2 separate regions of the Homo sapiens genome follow, and region 2 is linked to region 1. A link is an interaction called in ENCODE POLR2A ChIA-PET data of the cell type or tissue named here. Cell type or tissue: MCF 10A. All regions are shown on one strand. Each heading gives the region's core, and the rest is flanking DNA. Links, peaks and the distances in the headings are about the cores only.

Region 1 (2,913 bases), core at 186-2,685:
TTAGCCTCTCTTGTGATTTACTTGTCCTTCTGTCTGGCGGAAACCATGGAGATTACACTTGTCCTTATTTGAATTCTGGACTTCATTTTTCATGAATGAAGTGATTCAAAAAATACAGCTGGGTCTAAGCATGAATTCTAACTTTCAAAAATCACAGATCTTAAAAAGTCTGTATTGAACTGGGTGCAGTAACTCATGCCTGTAATTCCAGCATGTTAGGAGGCTGAGGCAGGAGGGCCACTTGAGCCCTGGAGTTCAAGACCAGCCTGGGCAACAGAGTGAGATCCCATCTCTACAAAAGACTTTTTGAAAAATTAGGTGTGGTGGCACATGCTTGTAGCCCTAGGTGCTCAGGAGGCTAAGGTGGAAGGATCACTTGAGCCCAGGAGTTGGAGGCTGCAGTGAGCTATGATTGCACTACTGCACTCCAGCCTGGGCAACAGAGCAAGATCCTGTCTCAAAAAAAAAAAAAAAAAAAGTCTGTATATACTCATGCAGGGCCAACTTGTATCACCAGTAAATACTTCCTCTGTCTCCTTGTCCATCCTCAAAGCTAAAGAGACCTTGGAGAATACTGGGTCCTAATAGCTGACTTTACAGCAGGAGAAACAGCAAGGAGACTTCCTAAAGGTCCAAGGATGGGAGCTACTCTAGTTAAATGACATTTCGCTATCCTGCTGCCTTAAGGGTGGCTCCAGCCATTGCTCTTGACCTCACAGCCACCCACTGGGCCACTCCACCTCCATCTCTCACCTGACTTGCTACAGTGGTCTCCCAAAAGGTCTCCCCACTCAGTCCCTGCCCACCTTCCGCCTGTTCTCATTGGGGAGGCCAGAGTGACCCCGTTAAAACGTGAGACCTTTCATGTCGAGCCTCAGCTCAGGACTCGCCGTGGCCCCCCTCACATTTTGTCTTTGCAAGCACAAGTAACTAAGACAAAACAAAAAGGAAATGCACTAGAGAGACCAAATATAGCAAATGTTTTTTTCTTTTCCCTAAGAGTCATTATTTTATTTCTTTTGAGTCCGCCCTAAGATTTACAGCTCTAAAGCAGGCGAGAGTGGGGAGTTCATTTCCACAGTCACCATGAGGTCCACTCAAGAGACCATCTCTCCTGACACCGTCTCTCATTTGAAGGTAAATTAGCTGGCCGTGTTCAGCTGGCCCATAACATGAAGCAACTGCTATTCCTACCTGTTTGTACCTGTGCAAAAAATGAGATGTCAATTCCAGAACACAAATGTTCCAGATTAGCCTCAGGGAAGAGAAAGAAAATGCAAAACAGGTGATTTCATAAAGCAGGGTGTAGGCTTGCCCTGGGGAGTGGCGGCTCTAGGCACCCAGCAGAGAGCCAACAGGAAGTGAAGTGCCTCACCCTAGATGTGAGTCACTAAGGGAGGCAGCTCAGTGCCACAGAGAGCCCTGGATCCGAGAAAGCCTGCAAGCTAATTGATCTGTTTCCCTAAGAAAAGCCCTGCCTGGCTAAGCCTCAGTGTCTTTTGTCCTAATAAGGGGATGATAATCTACTCAAGAGTTCTGTGCAATTTTTATTTTTATTTTTATTATATTTATGTGTATATATATGTATATATGTATATGTGTGTGTATATATATATAGATATACATATATATTGATATACATATATATAGATAGATAGATATACATATATATATATATATATTTTTTTTTTTTTTTTTTTTTTTGAAACAGTCTCGCTCTGTTGCCCAGGCTGGAGTGCAGTGGCATGATCTCGGCTCACTGCAACCTCCGCCTCCCGGGTTCAAACAATTCTCCTGCCTCAGCCTCCCAAGTAGCTGGTATTACAGAAGCCCACCACAGTAGCCCAGCTAATTTTTTGTATTTTTAGTAGAGACAAGGTTTCACCATGTTGGCCAGGCTGGTTTTGAACTCCTGACTTCAAGGGATCCGCCCACCTCGGCCTCCCAAAGTGCTGGGATTACAGGTGTGAGCCACCGTGTATGGCCTATTTTTATTTTTCAATGTATTATTATTTTAGAGATGTGGTCTTGCTCTGTCACCCAGGCTGGAACGCAGTGGTGCAATCATAGCTCACTGCAGCCTCGAACTCCTGGGCTTAAGCAAGCCTCCCCCACCTCAGCCTCCCAAAATTTGGGGATTACAAGTGTGAGCCACTGTGCCTGGCAGAGGGACAAGTTCTGTGCAATTTAAATGAAAATAGCTATTAGATCACTTTGTGTACTGGACAGTTTTCTATGAATAAATTTTTCATTGACATAAAACCATGAAGCCATAGAGTTGTGCCAGCCCTTCGGATCTGAGGGGGGTTGTGTCCTTATTCCTGACTTGGGGCTGTTTCCTGGTCCCATCCAGAACAGCCTACACAGAAAGTGAATTGTGAAATAGATTAAAGGCTGCCTGGAGCCTTCCCTAAGTGCATTTGCTGTGCTGGGCAGAGCACTGCTAGAACCTGGGAAGCCAATTGTGCATGCGGGGAACACCAGGCCTGGGTGGGACTGAGCTTGGACCTCCTGGTTGGACCTGCCCGCTTTTTTTTTTTTTTTTTAATAGCTTCATTCAAGATCACAGACCCAGAATGGGAAGAGCTATGGGATTTATGTAAATCCCTTCCAACCAGAAACTTATGTAATTCCAGGATTCTAAGTGAGGCTGGATTTCTGTGGGTAGTGGGTGTGAGAGAATGGGTACCCCTGTTTAACAAGGGGTAGGGGCCTTCTGAGACTGTTTCCTCTACAGAGTAAGGGTTCGTTCAGCCTTTTCCGTGGCCTGCCAAGAACTCAACTCCATGTTCCCTCACTTCCTGTAATTGACCTTGTCCAGGACTTTCTGACCTTGGAGAATTCACCTTTGCTCTTTCTGCTGCTTCGTGCATTCTTCCACCAAATGTCTAACTGACTGGCTCCTCTCCAAAC
Region 2 (2,913 bases), core at 170-2,669, 68 kb before region 1:
TTTTCCCAGTGCCTTGAGTTGGAAAGCCAACAATTGTCGTTTTGATCATGAGGCATTTAGGGGGACTTCTACCTCTGTATGTAATGGGGAGAGAAAGGTGATTTATGGTGAATCTGGAAGCAGGAGTTGTATTTTACAGGTGGTGATGGGAAGATCTGGGGACATGGACCCATCGGAGGATGGGCACCTTGTCCTTGCGGACTCGCCCCACCCACCACTCTCAGAGCTGTTCAAATGGGGCCCTGCATGGTTTCGCCACCCTCAGACATTTGTTCTTTATTGTGTGATCTTGTGGTTGAGAACAGAAGTGACTCTTAAAAGGCAGCGCCAGAACTTCAAAAGGAAATGTCTAGGAGGAAGTAGCCATGTGTGATGCCTCTTAAATGCCTCTTTAGAAGGTATCAGAGGAGAACAAAAGATAAAGGTACAACCAAAAAGTCTTCTGGAGTTTTTTAAGGGCGGATTGGAAAGCTAGGTTTGTGAAGCCCAGCCTTGGAGATTTAAGTCATGGGAATGACTGTCCCCAAGATGGCTGCTCTTAAAGTCCCTGCATGGTTGGAGGCCCGGCAGTCTGGAGCAGCATGGTAGCCTGATCTCTCTCTTTTTTTTTTTTTTTTTTTTTGAGATAGAGTCTTTCTGTTGTCACCCAGGTTGGAGCACAGTGGAGTGATCTCGGCTCACTACAACCTCCACCTCCCAGGTTCAAGCGATTCTCCTGCCTCAGCCTCCTGAATAGCTGGGATTATAGGCACCTGCCACCATGCCCGGTTAATTTTTGTAGTTTTAGTAGAGACAGGATTTCACCTTGTTGGCCAGGCTGGTCTCGAACTCCTGACCTCAGGTAATCCACCCACCTTGGTCTCCCAAAGTGCTGGGATTACAGTCATGAGCCACCACACCCAGCCACTTGATATCTTGTTACCCTCCTTGCACCTGTACTTCCACTAGCAGTGACTCTTCTTTCCCACTTGCTCTTGGGGAAAAAAAAAAGCATATAAAGATACACTTTACAGACTTTACAAACATTAGATAAGCCTTACAAACACATTGTAAAAACCCCCTTCCCTACCAGAACACAAGCCACCAAATGACCTAGATCTGAACATGAGGCCAACAGATCGGTCTCAACCCCCTTCCGCCTTTGCTTGAGACTCACACACTCTTGCACACTCACACACAAGACTGTGATCTGAGCACTCATCCCCAGCCTTAGAGAATTGGGCCCTTTTCAGTGCCATCTCTCTGGACCCTCAAAAGCAGTAGCTCCCTCAGGAACCCCTTTATTGCTCTGGCCAGGGCTGAGAGAAGGACATTCCAGTTCTCCCACAGGGGCAGGGTGTGTAAAGGCAGAAGACACAGACAAGGCTGCCAGCAGATCCACACCCTGTGGCGTGGGCCTGAGGACGTGGGAGGAGCTGTGCTGGGAACAGCAGGGAGACCCAGGGAGGGGAGTGGGCAGAGAGCCAGGGACTAGCCTAGGAAGGGATGATCCGGCTGGCTGCTGGCTTCAGGCTGCAGTCAGGCTGGATTTGCCTGAGAGTGTCCCCAGGGCAGCTGTACCCTGTTACAAGGGAGGAAACTTTTCTAACAGCCCTAGGAAAGCCTATTGAAAGCTTTCAGTAGTGAACCAGAGACTGAACAAATAACGACGTAATTATTACATAACAGTAACAGGAAAACTTTAGAGCGTAAATGGTAACAAAAGTTGTTCCCCAATATATAAACTTTGGATACCCTAAAAGCAGCTCAGCGTGACTCAGTTTTTGCTACTAGCATAAAACCAAAAATAATCAGATCCCTGCAGAAGTAGAGGGTACTCAGGTATCCACCTCCATAGCACTACTTAAGAAATAAAAATAAAATAACCTGTTCATAGAGTGGACAGCACAACTTGAATGCCAAAAGGCAGAGAAGGTTCTGTTCCTGGCTTTGATGCTGACGCTTGGGAAACACCCCTTGTCTTTCTGCATCACACACAAGCCTGCCTGGGGCAAGAATCCAGAGGCTTGTATATGCCCATGTCTAAATATTTTTAAAGGTATAAATCAAGCTAACAAACTATTAGATAAAATGTGTTCTATCCTCATACTTTGACAAATTTACCTTCACGATGACCGAGGATGCCAGATTTGATTTTAGACTTCTCTGAGCCCTCACAGTTGTGGGCTGGATCATGTGATCAGGAAGGGTCCCCCCCACATCCCAGCCTGCAGCAAGCCATCTTCCCTCCTCTTCATCCTCCCTCCAGCTCCCTTCCGCTTTGCAAGGAGGCTCAGGCACACGTGAGTGATTTTCCTCAACTACACGGGCAGGTTCCCTCCATGTGCCCTGCAAACAGCATTCTTTGGTCACCCCTCAGTGTGAGGGGTGCATACACCAATGTCAGGCAAGGATTACGGGACAAGGACTCCCTTCCCAGACTCCTCCTCCATTCCACAGTTTGACCCTTATTCCTTCAGGACTTATACCCCTAATCCCTGTACTTCCATCAAGTCAGTCACAAGGATTTAGGGAAGCTGATCATTTCTATGAGAGCTGGCAATGGATGGATTAGGTTCCTTTATGTTTTCAGGTCACGTAAGAGATACAGCGAGTCTTTTGTTTTTTTTAAGAGCTCCAAGATGAAGGCCAGCGTGATATGAATTTCCTCAAACTGCCCACACAGTCTTTCTCCCCACCCTCTGGGGAAAAAAATCTGAGCCTCCCCCTCAGATACCTAAGAAGAAGCTGAGAAAAATCTGCCCAGAAGAGGAACAGCTGCTGAGAGCCTGCCTCACCCTCCCTGGCTGGCCGTATTTCCAACTTTGTTGCCTTCTTCAGTAGATCTGGGGAACAAAAAAGCAAGGCGTGAAATTTGAGTGTTCCCAAGTCTCTCTCCATAGCTGCCCGTGAGCAGTGTTACCTTTTGATTGA

Evidence for each region. ChIA-PET counts read pairs that join two places held together with the same protein. Peaks named below come from ENCODE experiments on the same cell type or tissue, not always from the same donor. Only the 100,000 strongest peaks of a DNase experiment are listed, where the experiment ranks them.
Region 2: POLR2A ChIA-PET joins it to region 1 with 21 read pairs; 3 of 35 experiments call an interaction of 5 or more read pairs at or near these places.

The regions. Positions count from the first base shown.
Region 1 is chr10:24,482,561-24,485,473 of GRCh38, forward strand. The region is part of intron 6 of KIAA1217; the gene reads left to right. Among named protein-coding and RNA genes, the nearest start is that of MIR603, 210 kb to the left of the region's middle. In MCF 10A, for the core only: no CTCF peak of the experiment used is centred there; DNase peaks (open chromatin) are centred at 1,341 and 2,281.
Region 2 is chr10:24,414,510-24,417,422 of GRCh38, forward strand. The region is part of intron 3 of KIAA1217; the gene reads left to right. Among named protein-coding and RNA genes, the nearest start is that of MIR603, 140 kb to the left of the region's middle. In MCF 10A, for the core only: no CTCF peak of the experiment used is centred there; a DNase peak (open chromatin) is centred at 1,442.